Linked DNA regions of Homo sapiens: region 1 is linked to region 2. A link is a contact called in ENCODE Hi-C or POLR2A ChIA-PET data. All regions are on one chromosome and are shown on one strand. The core of a region is the stretch at or near the end of the contact, and the rest is flanking DNA. Distances in the headings are between cores, read along the strand shown.

What was found. Hi-C counts contacts between places; a loop is a spot of excess contacts on that map. ChIA-PET counts read pairs that join two places held with the same protein, here RNA polymerase II (POLR2A). Pooled maps may share reads with other maps.
Region 1: a map of mammary epithelial cell shows a loop between it and region 2 (6-fold over the local background). The contact joins two enhancer-like sites. A Hi-C loop is called at or near these places in 3 of 168 maps with a recorded cell type or tissue (CD8-positive, alpha-beta T cell, PC-3 and mammary epithelial cell) and 3 of 50 pooled maps. POLR2A ChIA-PET finds 5 or more read pairs at or near these places in 4 of 52 experiments (AG04450, H1, WTC11 and 1 more).

The regions. Positions count from the first base shown.
Region 1 is chr4:98,582,719-98,589,774 of GRCh38, forward strand. All of the region lies in intron 1 of TSPAN5 (tetraspanin 5), which reads right to left. Among named protein-coding and RNA genes, the nearest start is that of TSPAN5, 72 kb to the right of the region's middle. RefSeq lists an enhancer at 1,580-1,874. Within about 2 kb of position 4,937, at least 4 of the 41 ENCODE cell types and tissues checked have a DNase peak (open chromatin) inside an H3K27ac peak, as active enhancers do.
Region 2 is chr4:98,623,696-98,630,705 of GRCh38, forward strand. All of the region lies in intron 1 of TSPAN5 (tetraspanin 5), which reads right to left. Among named protein-coding and RNA genes, the nearest start is that of TSPAN5, 31 kb to the right of the region's middle. Within about 2 kb of position 2,381, at least 11 of the 41 ENCODE cell types and tissues checked have a DNase peak (open chromatin) inside an H3K27ac peak, as active enhancers do.

The DNA.
Region 1 (7,056 bases), core at 3,687-6,186, 38 kb before region 2:
CGGAGATGGATTCATACACTAAGTTCTTCCTCAATGCCTCCCCAGCACTGACCCCACTATATTGTAAACATGTGCCCCCCTCATTAAACTGCAAGCTCCCTGGAGGCAAGGATTATGTTGACTTTGTTCTATTAAGGCACTTATCACTGGAAAGAAGAAAAGTGAGCTTGGTACCCACAAAAGATGTCAAATAGCTGTTATGAGTTGTGAATTCCCTTTGTCAGACAAAAAGCAAAACATATTCCTTGGTACCGTATAAAAGCACTGGAGGGAGGGAAGGCAGATATACTTACCATTAGAAAATAGAACGTTGTATTTATCCATACATCACTCACCTCCTACCCTCATCCCCTCAACCCAACTTCGACTTGTCAACTGAAATAACTTAAGGCAAAGTGGGTTGGAAGTCAAAACTGTGTATGTGATTCCTCTATTTTCTACCTCATTTTATCAGTTTAGTCCGATATTTTCACTTTTATTCTTAAGAATCCAGAATAATTTTCCTTCATTTTGTCTCCCTTTTTTAGGCCCACTTATTTATTGATATAAAGCCTTTCATTTTTTTAACTTTTAAAATGCAGGTTTGTTACACAGGTAAACTTGTGTCATGGAGGTCTGTTGTACAGACTGTTTAATCACTCAGGTATTCAGCCTAGTACCCATTCGTTGTTTCTTAATCCCCTCCCTCCTCCCACCCTCCACCCTCCACCAGGCCCCAGGGTGTGATTGTTCCCCTCTATGTGTCCATGTGTTCTCAGCATTTAACGCCCAGCCTTTCTTATATCAATAATCTCTAACAGGCAAAACAGAAATTCCATTTTGATGATTAAAAGGAGGAAGAAAATTAACTTCATGGTCCTGACCCACGTTCAACTTGATAAGAGAGGAGAGAGCACTGTGTGAAGGCAAGAGCTGGTAAGCTCAGACAACAGAAAGACCGGGACTAACTCCTGCTCATCACTTCACTACACGGCCTTGGCCATGCTGCTGATCTTCACAGCATCAGGTTCCTCATGGGTGATTTGGGAATAGCAACTGGACCAAGCCTCACAGGGTGAGAAAGAAGAATAAGTGAGAGAACGCATGTAAAGTGCCCAGGAGGAGACGTGGCTCCTGCACCTGTGATTGCTATTATTCATTGCTTCCCCACTCCCTCTTCCCATCTGACATCCACTACACAGTCAATGTAGGGTTTTGTGATTTTTCACACAAATACAGAGAATCTGGAACTTTGCCATGCTTGTCCCTGGCTCCCCCTCCCTCTCCCACTCCCACCTTCCAGTCTCAAATAACCCCCCATTCCAAAGGCCAGGGGACCCTACTATATACCCTAATGCACCAGAGCTTGTTTTGAGGAAAATAAGAGGTGAGATTTTTACGGAGAGCTTCCAAATTATTTTTTCAAAGAGATGCGGTCTTTCTTTGTTACCCAGGCTGGAGTCTAGCTCCTGGGCTCAAAGGATCCTCCTGCCTCTGCCTCCTGAGTAGCTGGGACTACAGGTGTGTGCCACCACACCTGGCCTGAAATACTCTTACTAAAATAAGGACACTTGAACTAATGCCATCTTATGGGAAAGTTATTCAATCATTCCCATTATATGCAAGCAGTGAAAATACTCATTTCTTTTTATTTTAAAATGTCCAGTTACTGAATAAGCATATATGCCTAAGTATTACTGAGGTCAGAGATTGCGTACAATACTCAACTCTGTTTCCCAAGCATGTTCACAGTCCATAGTTGAATGAGCAAACAAATACACTGTCAGTGCTTGAGTCAGCAGGTAAGAAAACATTTACAAATGAGGAATGAATACACAAAAGTATTTGCAAAGATATTACACACCATCTTCTACTTATATATGTAGACTTTCCAGTTCAAAGTCATGCCCAAAATCCTGTACTGTATTTGAAAAATCATTTCCTTGCTAAAAGTCTCTTTATAAAGACTCTGTGATTGCCTCAGGCTAACTTGTTCTTATCCCAAGTTTTTAAGAGGAAAAAGCCTAAAAGACATTTTATCTCTTCATGCAATAGGCCTATCGCCACTGCAAAGCATGGTAAAAGGAACTTCAGAAAAGATGGAGTGACCAAGAGAATTGAATGTGTCTTGAATGAGAAGGCACAATTTATCCTCAGAGTGCTCAAAGTTCCACATTCAATCTAATTCCTTCTATCCACAACAAATACCACTAAGAAGGGATTTAACATTTGAGGATACACTGTGTCCTCCTTCCACCGCTTCCCAAGTAAGCTGGCTGGTGGCTGGCTTAAAGAGAATAGCATTCTTCTCACAATTTCTTCACCCAGCTTTACCTCTGACAGAACTCAAAGCAAGTGACTTATCTGTGTCAGGACTAATGTTGAAAGAGCACTAGATCTGCAGTCAAAAAACCTAATTTTTAAAAAGTTTTTTCAAAATTCTTATACATTTAGGGGGTACAAGTGCATATTTTCTGGTGTGCATATATTGCATAGCAACAAACTCTAGGCTTGTAGTGTACCCATTACCCGAATGGTGAACACTGTAACAAACAAGCAATACTTCAACGTTCAGCCTCCCACCTTTGGTAGTCTCCAATGTCTATTATTCCACTCTCTCTCTTTTTTTTTTGAGGCAGTCTTGCTCTGTCACACAGACTGGAGTGCAGTGGCGCAATCTTGGCTTACTGCGACCTCTGCCTCCGGGGTTCAAACAATTCTCCTGCCTCAGCCTCCCAAGTAGCTAGGATTACAGGCATGCACCGCCACACCTGGCCATTTTTTGTATTTTCAGTAGAGATAGGTTTTCAGCATGTTGGCAAGGCTGGTCTCAAACTCCTGACCTCAAGTGATCCACCTGCCTCAGCCTCCCAAAGTGCTGAGATTAAAGGCGTGAGCCACTGCGCCCAGCCTATTATTCCACTCTCTATGTCCATGTGTATCCATTGTTTAGCTTCCACTTGTAAGTGGGAACATGTAGTATTTTACTTTCTGTTTCTGAGTTATTTCACTTAGGATAATAGCCTCCAGTTCCATCCATGATGCTGCAAGATGTGTTAAGAAGCCTGTTTTCTAGTCTAGACTGCCCCAAACCAGATGGATGCCCTTGGCAATTTATTTCACCTCTCTGGGTGCCAATCTCCTCCACTGTGAAATGAGACACTGTAGAAGATCAGTAAAGTTCCTTGTTCTCCCAGAACTTGCAGGCTACATATTCAGGTGGGAAGATGGGCTGAAATTTTGCTCTCTAGCTGCTAACTAAATCGTATTTTTAAATTCTGCTTCTCAGACTCTTGAAAAGTTGGCCTGAGAACATAAGACACCACCAAACAATCTGGAAGAACCAGTGCTATTACAACAAAGCAATGAGAGAGTCAAGATTCCTTAAATGTAGGTCTGGAATTCAATGTCAATTGATAGCTGATCCTTTTCATGCCAGTGCTGCCAAATGTACCAGGAAAGTTCTTTAAAAGCAGACTGAAGTTTTAAGAGTCCACACTATTATTTTCTTCTTAAGTCTAGGTAAAATCCCTTCCAATTAGTTTAAAAGTAGTATTTTGAAAATGTTACCAAAATAATACATGTTTCTCACTTTTTCTCCTTCCTCTCCTTTTTCTACTAACGACTGAAGACATTTTGGGACAATCTAACCTTTCCCCATTAACTGACTTGTCTGTGTGAAGAAACCAGACTGCAGATTTGCTGTTGGCCTTGTGTAATTTCTGAGCCAGGGCATGGTTTCCAAGGTAACAAGTTAAAAAAAAAGAAGGCACAAATAGGTCTAGCACATTTAATATGTAAATGAACTAGGTCACTAAGTATTTCACTAATAGGCAAGATGATAGATTAAACCCTTCTATTCTTTTTCCTCCATTTACCCTAGGAGGAATTTATTTGGGGCTTTTACAGCAGACATAATGATTTTCCTTTGGCAATGCAGTTTCCAAAATACAAAACTCCAAAGAGAGTTTGTTACAGTTAATCAAGCGAAAAGCAGCTTCTGTTGAGGAATCTAAATGGAGAAAGGAGAGGGGGTCCTGAAGCACTGAATCTAATTCTAGACACTTGTTTTTGCAGTTCTCTTACAGATAACACACAATAGCGTGCACATGCACCCTTGCCAACTCTTCACACAGTGAGAGTTAGAGTTCCCATTCTCATATTCCCACCAAGCCAGCGGCATGCACAAGAAACTCACAGTTCTGAAGCTGGAGGAGTGACTTTGGCTTCCAAAGGGAAAAGGGGAGCCAAAGTGGTCGTGCCCTGTCCTGCCCCTTGGACAAAGGCAGGGAATTGAATGCACCGGCAGTTGGGAGGCAGGGTGGGGCAAAAGCCAAGGGTGAGGGCTGAGGGAGAGCAGCTTTTCCTTGGATGGACATCCTTCGATGGCCAGCATGCAGCGCAGCCATCACACATGCCAAGGGCTGCTTCCCAGCCTGCCTTCAGGAAAAGTGGAGGGCGCCAAAGAAGGGCATTCATAACAATGCAGTAACAAAAGCAGATAGATGCTCTGGGGGACATGGGCAGAGAAGAAGCAACAGCACTGTGTGTGCCAGTGATCCAATTAGAAAGCCCAGCTTCCACACGCAGGCTGAGGCTTCCACAGCTTAAACCCCGTGGTATCCAGACACCATGATTTCTAGAGTTCTTAGTTGCAGACAAAGCCCCACTGTGTTTTCCCGGGTGACCATGCTGCCAATTTGTCTCATACCTTCCAAAGAAGCCTAATTATTAGCTTCTTCCTCGGCTGTCTGGCTTTTTCTTAGCTCCATGAAGACTGAACATATATTTCCTCCTCTAAAGAAGGTAGGCAGGGTTGGGGAAGACAAGCAAGTCTGGAACAGAAACTCCGCCCATCCATACCCCAGTGAAGCAAGGCACATCGCCATCTCCATAAACACCAAGGTGCTGGCCGGGCGCAGTGGCTCATGCCTGTAATCCCAGCACTTTAGGAGGCTGAGGCGGGCAGATCACGAGGTCAGGAGATTGAGACCATCCTGACCAATATGGTGAAACCCTGTCTCTACTAAAATACAAAAAAATTAGCTGGGCATGGTGGTGCGTGCCTGTAGTCCCAGCTTCTCAGGAGGCTGGGGCAGGGGAATCGCTTGAACTGAGGAGGCGAAGGCAGCAGTGAGCCAAGATCATGCCACTGCACTCCAGCCTGGTGACAGAACAAGACTCCGTCTCAAAAACAGCAACAACAACAACAACAACAAAACAAGGTGCTTGGATCTGGGGCCCCAAAACCTATCCAAGTTTTCAAATAACAGTTGGTCTCTTCGGCATTTCCCTGAAGGTGTTCACTACACTTCTTGCCCTGTCCTTTCACTTTGAGTTCCTAAATGAAACCCGTCGTCGGCCATCCTCCCGCCCTGCACAGTCTATTCTGCAAACTAGATATTCTGTGTCACACTTTTCAGAGTCCTTTCATTTTCCTGTTTTGTAAAAGTGGTTGTGTCTCGGAAAGTTAAAACGAATTAACTTCATCATGGCCTGCAGGATGAAAGAGATAAAATGAAAAAGGATTAGGCTTTCAAGACATCACTGAGAAGCCTTTTAAATGAGCCAAGTGTGCCGATGTCACATGAATGGGGTGGCCAGTAACAGAGACCGCAGAAGATCACAGAAATCTGTTTCCACCGTATGTTTCGCTAAGTAAAGAAAGGACAGTGCTGGGTGTTAACTTCGGTTCAAAAAAAAAAAAAGTTAACAACATCCCTTTTCTGTTCCCAAGTCTATTACTTCTAAAAAAGATATTTTAACATTATCACTATTTTTTAAAGAATGTCTTTTCTCATCTTTTGCTTTGAATATATTTAATATAATTTATTCTCTCTTCCCATAGGTCCTTCATATTATTTCCACTCATTATTGTTGAAATCTTCCAGTTTTCTCATTATTCCCAATGCTTCAAAATAAAAGAGAAATTTAGTAAGATTAAATAATGGAAAAAGGAAGCCAAAGAATATCCAGTTACGATGTTCAAAGAGATAAGCTGGCCCTGAGGCATATTTATCTGTCCTAAAAGAACTTCACCAAAGAGAAATTTAAGCTCTACAATAACTTGTGTGTGGCCTAGAAGACTTCAAATGTTGTTTCTCTAATGTGAATGTTGAAATAATGTCATTGAGTTTACATTTAATAACATCTTACGTTTGCAGAGTGCTTTGTTTTTTAAGGTGTCTTCATTTATAACATATCATTTTATCCTTTTGATAAAAGGATAGATTAACAACCCTAGAAAGCTGGCTAGAAATTAAGCTATGATTACTGCATTCTATACATGAGAAAACTGAGGCCCAGCACAGGTTAAGGGCCTGGAAAGGGACACACAGCAGAAATGTGACAGTGTTGGAACCAGACTCCACACTCCTGATCCCTAATCCAGGGCTCCTGCTTCAACACCTTCCTCTTTGATGCTCTCTACGTGTGAAGAAAGTTCACCCTAGATTAGTACATGCTGGAAACAAGTGGAAACAAGACCTAGGTTATCCTTAATGCCAGACAGTTGTATTCTGCCACACTGTGAATTCCAGGATAGCAAGCACTGGTCAGCAAATTGGCGCAAACATATATTTGCATTATAATATTTCTTATGGGTCAATTAATCTCCTGGAACTAAGAACAATCCTGGTCTGGAAGCATGACTGAGACCCAGATGTCAGTGCTTAACAGCTGCATTACTGGCCTGACTTAGAGAAGAGGCCGGAAATACTCCCAGAGTTGTTCACTTAAGGCCTGTGATGATGGCCCTAGCAGACAAAGGAAAGGGAAGGAGGGCAATTACCAGAGAACTTAATTCCCTATAAACACCAATTGGAGTGACTGATGAGGGCATGAGGGGCACCTTTCTTTCCTCCTTAGCAGGATTCTTTACATTAACTGGATAATTGCTTCTTTTCTCCAACTGCCTAGACCCACAACCCGGAACTGGCACGCCAGCTACGCGCAGACTACCAGAATTAGGTTCAAAACAGAAACAGCAACAATGTAATTAAGCTTTTTACAAACATGATACCATGGCACAAAATTTTTCATTACCTTGTGTTAATGAAAACCATTTTCTCTGACCAA
Region 2 (7,010 bases), core at 1,131-3,630:
CAGGCCGGTGGCCTTTTTGAGATACAACCCATCCCTTACTCCTTTGGTGGCTTTCAACATTAATACAAAATTGGGAAATTTAAAATTCACTGTAATTCATTACAGTGAGTTACTTTATTTGAAAACAACACATGCACACATACATATATACAATTCCATGTTTCCTCTGTATTCACGTACTTTGAAAAGTTCAATTTTATCCATTTACAGAAGAGGTGTCCTCCCAGAGTAAGTTTGGATATTAGTTATTTAAGGTAAGCCTATGTCAGGTGGAAATATGATTGATGTTAGGACCCTATAAATACCTTCTTTTGCTTTATATGAAACTATGAAATTGGTTCTAATTATATTACCAAATTGAATCATATTGAAAAAAAGTAATAAAATCATTGCATTAGTCACAATCAGCCACATTTGCTGGTATTCAGGCCTGGTATTTGACATATATGTTATTCCAAAGCCTTACAAAAACCCAAATAGAAGTTATTACCATCCCTGTTTTACAGACAAAAGTTCAGGGGCAGAAGATCCAAATCTTACCTTTAGAAACACAGAATTGAAATACAAACCTTTAAAAAAAAAAACAAACCACAACGCTAGGACTGCCTCTACCACACTATGCCTTCATGGAACTGTTATGAGAGCTTTTAGAACATTATTGCCAAGTACAGACTAAGTGCAGCATAATGATGAGGAGATAAAGTCAAGAATGAAAGTAATGGTTTCCCAGAGGAAAAAAAAATACGTATTAACATAAGTAACATTTCATTACTAAGAGCTCCATAAGAAGTTACTTGATTTAATCTAGGTTGGGTTTTTCTGTGTTTTTTGTTTGTTTGTTTTGTAGAGGAGGTGTAAAATTTTAGATACGGAGTGATACTCTGTTGTAAAAGCAAGAGCAAAAATTTTACAAAACACTGCTTCCCCACAGTACATAAGAAAAAGTCTTCTCAATGTCCCTGTCCCTAGTTCAGAGAATCAGTATGACGATAGTACTTGGAGAACTATAAGAGCAGTAACTTACATTAATTAGTAGTTAATGGGGTAGAGCCACAAACATTAACTTATTCATTAATTCTCAACATACTTCCCTGAAGCAAGTCTGAGCTTCTCTTTGATAGAGGGAAAGAAAGTCAATGTTACATAAGTGATGGCAGCCTACTTCCAGGAAGTGATCATAAATACACAAGACTAACGCCACACTTAAGACTTTAGATTCCTCCTATACAGAGAGGCATTAATGAACGTATTTTTAGACACAACCAATCCCAAAAAAACCATCATTGAAAATTTGTAGGATTCCAAAAGGCAAAATACGATTTGAAAGCACTGAAACATAATAATGATAATAACAACAACAATAATAGGAAAGGGAGGAGGAGAAAAAGCTAATAATTGTTGAGTGCTTATAATACACCAGACAATTCTGTAAGAGCCCTATGGGCAGTAGTTATTTATGCCTAGTGTTCCATTACTGGAACGCTAAGCATGTGGGAGTTTTTTATACCCTTCTGCTCAAGGTGGTTGCCAAGGTCTGATTGCAAAAATTCAAAAAATTGCAACCTCAGACATAAATGGATTAACTCTCAATCCTTACAATGAGCTTGTGAAGCAGGTATTATTTCCCGCTTATAAGGAAATGAAGGTGATGTGAGTTGCCCAGTCACACTGATAGTTCCGAGCAGAATTTGGAGCCACTTTGGTTCCAAAGCCCATGAAACTGACCAAGATTTTACCCAGTTAATCAAGGTAAGACTTATTTTCATGTTCAACTCAAGATTACCCATGCAAGATTGACGTTACTTCACCAAAGAGAAAAAACAAAAGTCTGTTATGTTTTGCCCTTTACATATTTCCAGGGCCAGAGGGCCAAACCCCTTCCTTCCTGTGAACCTCTGGTGCAATGAAATGTCAAGCCAGATCTGGTCCACTCTAAAATACGACTCACTTGCTATTACTATCTTTAAATGGCTTCATCCGACCTACTCCCTGAAACCAATTTCCTCTTGAATACATTTAATTGCTTCTTTATGAATGAACCCTATTAGTAGCATTTATTCATTCCTTCTGAAAACCACGTTTAAAAGCAAGAAAATAGTATGTCAGAGTAGTATGTTTATTTCATCAAATACACATCTTCTCTTGGAAAAAAAAAAATCACTTTGCTTATTAGATCTTTCTGTGCCAGGTAAGTTTTAAGAGAAAATTTATACTACCACATATTTTTAAGTTGAGTACTATGTTTATGAGAAATAAAGCAATGAGTGGAAACACTTCATAACTAAGTATCTCTAAAGGATTTTCCATAAACCAATTATTCACTCATTCCTCACTTGTTACTATATTTATCAACATCAACATGTTGTTCAAGGACCATCCACATGAGAATCACCTGGGGCTGGCTGTTGACAACACAGGTGAGATCTAATGAATGCTGGTTTCCCAGTGAAGAAATCTGCATCACTCACGAACAGCCCAGGTACATGCTGGTTTCCCAGTGAAGAAATCTGCATCACTCACGAACAGCCCAGGTACATCTTATGTATTCTAAAGGTTGAAGACCACTGAGTCCCCTTTATGTGCTAATAGGACAAACAGATACACAAAGGGCTTATCATAACCTCCCATAATTGATCTTAAATTGATCTCTCTGCTTCTAACCTTGACCCCATCCCTACATACCTGCTTATTCCGTAAACAACAAAAGGATTTTTAAGGCATAAGTCAGATCATGTAACTTCTCTGCTCAAAATTCCCCCAGAGTTTCTCATCTCCCTCAGTGGCAACAAGCCTAGAATAATCTCCCTGCTCTGCCTTTCTGACTCATTTCCTACCACTCTCCTCTCCCCTCCTGCTTGGCTCCAGCCACCAGACCGCCTCCTCCTCACCCCTGGCCCACCTGGTGCAGCAGAACCTTCACCCCTACAGGCTCCCTCTGCCGGGACCGCTTTCCTGCAGCTAGCCCCACAGCCTGTTCCTTCCCTTCCTTGGGGTTCCTGCTCCACAATCACTAGTGTGGGAGGCCTTCCCTGGCCACTTTATCAAGAACCTGCCCATCCCTTTTCCTGCCTGATTCGATCCTCTTTAGCGTTTATCACTATCTAATGATCTAATGTACTTGCTGTTTTACTTATTTTTTCTTGTTGGTTATCTGTTACCCTCCACTAAAATGTAAGCTTCATGAGAGCAGGTTTTTTTTTTTTTTTTTTTTTTGGTCTGCTTTGTTCTTAAATGTATCCCATTTGGCACGTAATAGACATCAAAAAATATTTACTGGCTAAAAGGATGAATGAATATCATCAATGCTCCAAAAAAGGGTACTTGATTAATGAAGCATTGTAAGAGAGAGCAACCAGCTTGGGGTAGGGGGCAGAGCGCCTAGCTCTCCTCGTGGCAGGTAACACTAGTGGGGTTTTCAAGGAAGGACAGAAAACATCTCCTAAGAAAAGGAAGGACATTCTACACATCAGCTGGCCTGTAATTAAAAGTGTCAGTGTCATGAAAGATGAAGGAAGAATGAAGAATGCTTCTAGAATGAAGGAGACTGGAAAGATATGACAGCTGGGTATGAGTGATCCTGAACCGGATCCTTTTGCTATAAAGGACGTTACTGGGATAACTGGAGAAAACTGAAGGGATTTTATCAGTGAAGGTTTATAGGAGTTCTTATTTTAGTATTTTTGCCATTTTCCTGTAAGTGTGAAGTTGTTTCAAAAGGAAAAAAAAAACACAAAAGGAACCAGAATAACACGAGTAAATGCAATGCATCAAATGATCTGTGAATAAAATGCCCACTGAATAAAACAGGGAAAAACAACAACTATTTCTTCCAAATGTTCCTATTTCCCTTACTCCCCCATTCCTCCATGAAAAACTTTGGGCCTGTATCATCTTGGCTTAGAGTCAGCCAAATACGGTCATTCTTCTTTAAGTATAAATGCAAATAAACCCCCTGGATTTCAGTGGGAACACAGCATGCAGCAGAACATTTGTGTGTATAAACTCTGTAGTAAATGACATCTCTCTTCTCCCTACAGAGTAGAAGCTTGATCTCCATGAATTGCTGTAACTCAAAACATACTTTTTACACAAAAATAATGATGGGGTTGAAAATAGAAAAAGTAAATCTTTGGACTGGACTGCTGTTGTGAGCCAAAGAGAATGATTAAATATAAAACAAGAGGGAAAAAAACAACAGCACTAGGTTATAAAAGAACAGATTGACATAGATTTTTTGAAACTGGAAGTTACAGGCAACATGCCTAGAATTTAGATAACAGTATTAAGGACTGAACACTCATCCAAACATCTACAGCTCCCCTGACAGGTCAAATTCCATTACAACAAACACCAGTGCAATAATAATCTGAGTAATCCAAAGCATTCCTGGTTAACGACCTCCTTAACTCAAGCAGTATGCAATATCTAACACCATTCCCCATTTTAAACACAAAAGTACAAACGTAAATACAGCAAGTGATTGTTCACTGTACAAAAGGACTCATCAGAAGTCTCCATAATAAGGTATAAGGGTTTTTTTCAACATCTAGACTAGTGTTTGTGGGGCCATTTTTTAAATACAGAAAAAAAAATTAACTTACATGCAACTTTTGAAGGACATGTCTAGATACAGTGGACCCAAAATGTTAACAGCAACTGAAAGCAAGCACAAGTTTAACATGACAACAGGAGCATCTATAGATTGACTCATGTACCTCCCAAGTCCCCTACTTTCCTCTGTAATGTGGGGTACACCACACTGCCTGGTATTGGTTTAATTTGAATTTTCTTCCAAATTATTAAAGTTGACAAATTCTCATTTTTTAAATATGAAGTTCCAGCCTCTCCTGGAAAATGGTTAGATCTGGCAACACAGGTACAGATTCCTGGGTCAACCAACAGCTAATGGAAACCAGCTCCCTGATAGGCATGGCAGAAGCATTGCTGACCCCTTTACCACACTCCCCATCACTCCCTATTGCATTCCCAGCACCCTTAATGGCTTATTTTCTGCCTGGTCCTTCTAAGCATAGGAATCTGCAACACCAGCTTTTAAAACAACTAAAACAAACAAACAAAAATTACTACTCAACTTGCTGATATATCAAAACTGAGCTGTATCATACATTGTCCTATGATACATTGTACATTGCAGAGAGAAGGCATGCTAAGTTAATATTATGGATAAATTACTTTAAGATTTCTCTAAATGACATTCTCACAAGCATCCCTGGCAAAAGGCAACATCTATAATCTTTAACTGAAAACACTTTGCTTTGGAAATGGGAATGCTTTGAATGTACCTTAGCTTATCAAAGCATAAATTTACTTGTTTTTAAATGAGTTCAAAACTAGCCATCATAGTTATTTATGTATATGTTACTGCAATTAAATAAAAAGGAAAAAATGCTTATAAACACACACATATTATCCTGAAACAGAAACAATAAGCATAATTACTCTAAAGTGGCAAAGAATGGATAATTTGTCTATGAACTATTTCACAGTCTTTGAGTTGTACTGTGTATTACACATAACCAGAATATCTTCAGTCTCAAAAAGACTATTTCTGAGCACACAACCAAGATTGCAGGCAAGTCACACAACCCCTCTGTGCCTCGATGTCCTCATCAGAATAATGTGAAAAATAATAGTGCAGACATCTTAAAGGGTTACTGGGAGGATTAAATGAGCTGATACATACAAACAGCACTTATAACACTGCCTACCACTATTGCCCAACCTTGTATCAATCGACACACTAGCCTAAAATGCTGATAAATTACGTTCTCCTAATGCAAACATTCTCATCTCTGCTCTGGTTTGCAGAATGAAGCAGTCTCCTGGTCTTTTATCCAAAGCACACTCCAGTATTATTAATTTAAGTTGCTGCTAAATCTCAAAAGTCATTAATAAAATGTAGTGATTTCTCAAATGGTTTATGGTCAGCCACTCTAAGAGGTACTTAATAGAAAAGAATTAGCTCAAAGCTGGTATCCAGATGATTTATCAAAACAACTATCAGGTTTAAAGAAAATCCCCAGGGCAGTAAAAACCCAGCATTCAAAAAACACCAATGAAGAAAAAGACTGTTGCTATTCACAAAGGTACAGACTGTTAGTGAGTGAATAAATGGAAGAATAAATGAATGAAGATCAAATGGGTTATTTGCTGCTGACCACAAACTTATGCTTCCCTTTCAAAAAAAAGTATTTTTAATCAGATCCTCTGCTTATATTTGTGTCATTGTTAAACTGTCTTGTCATACTTACATAACCAGGTAATAATAATCTATGAAAATACTCGACTAACCAACCCAAACGCTTTCCCTAAATCTTAACATATGCACTGACTGCATTTGGTGTGGTCAGAGATGGGCCCTGTCCTGAATTCACGCTCGAGTTGGGGAACAAAACTAACCAACAAGGATTAAGTGGTAACCTCTGAGTATCTACTAAACAGCATCAGAGTTCCTGGAGGGTTATGCCCAGGGTAGGCTGCAAGGGTGCTCAAAGTGAACAAGAACAGGACAAAGGCAAAGCAGAGGAGGCACCAAACGAAAAGCACTGCAGCTGTTCCAGCCATGAGGCCTGATGGAGAAAACAACATGGCACATGTTCTGCTCAGCAAATCCCTACCCGCCTCCAATACATACAGCAGCACCACCTCCTCTAAAACATTCCCTCATTACCTGATCTTTAGACTTATACACCACTTCTCGTTTATGTGTGTATTTATTTATATGTTTTTCCTCCATTGGACTGAGAGCTCTCAAAGCACAAGAATCACCTTAATCCATCTTGTATTGTCATCCGAGGCACGCATATTCCCTAAACATCCCTGGATTGAATGAAGATGACTTAGCAAAGGGAGGGATTCTCTCAACCCGGGAGACTGTGCACATAACTAGAAAGGGAGGGGCCCACGGAATCCAACGCCAAGCTTCCTGTGCATTGGTGCTACCCAGGAGAAAGGAGTGCCCCTGTCCTCAAGAAACTTAAGTCCACTTA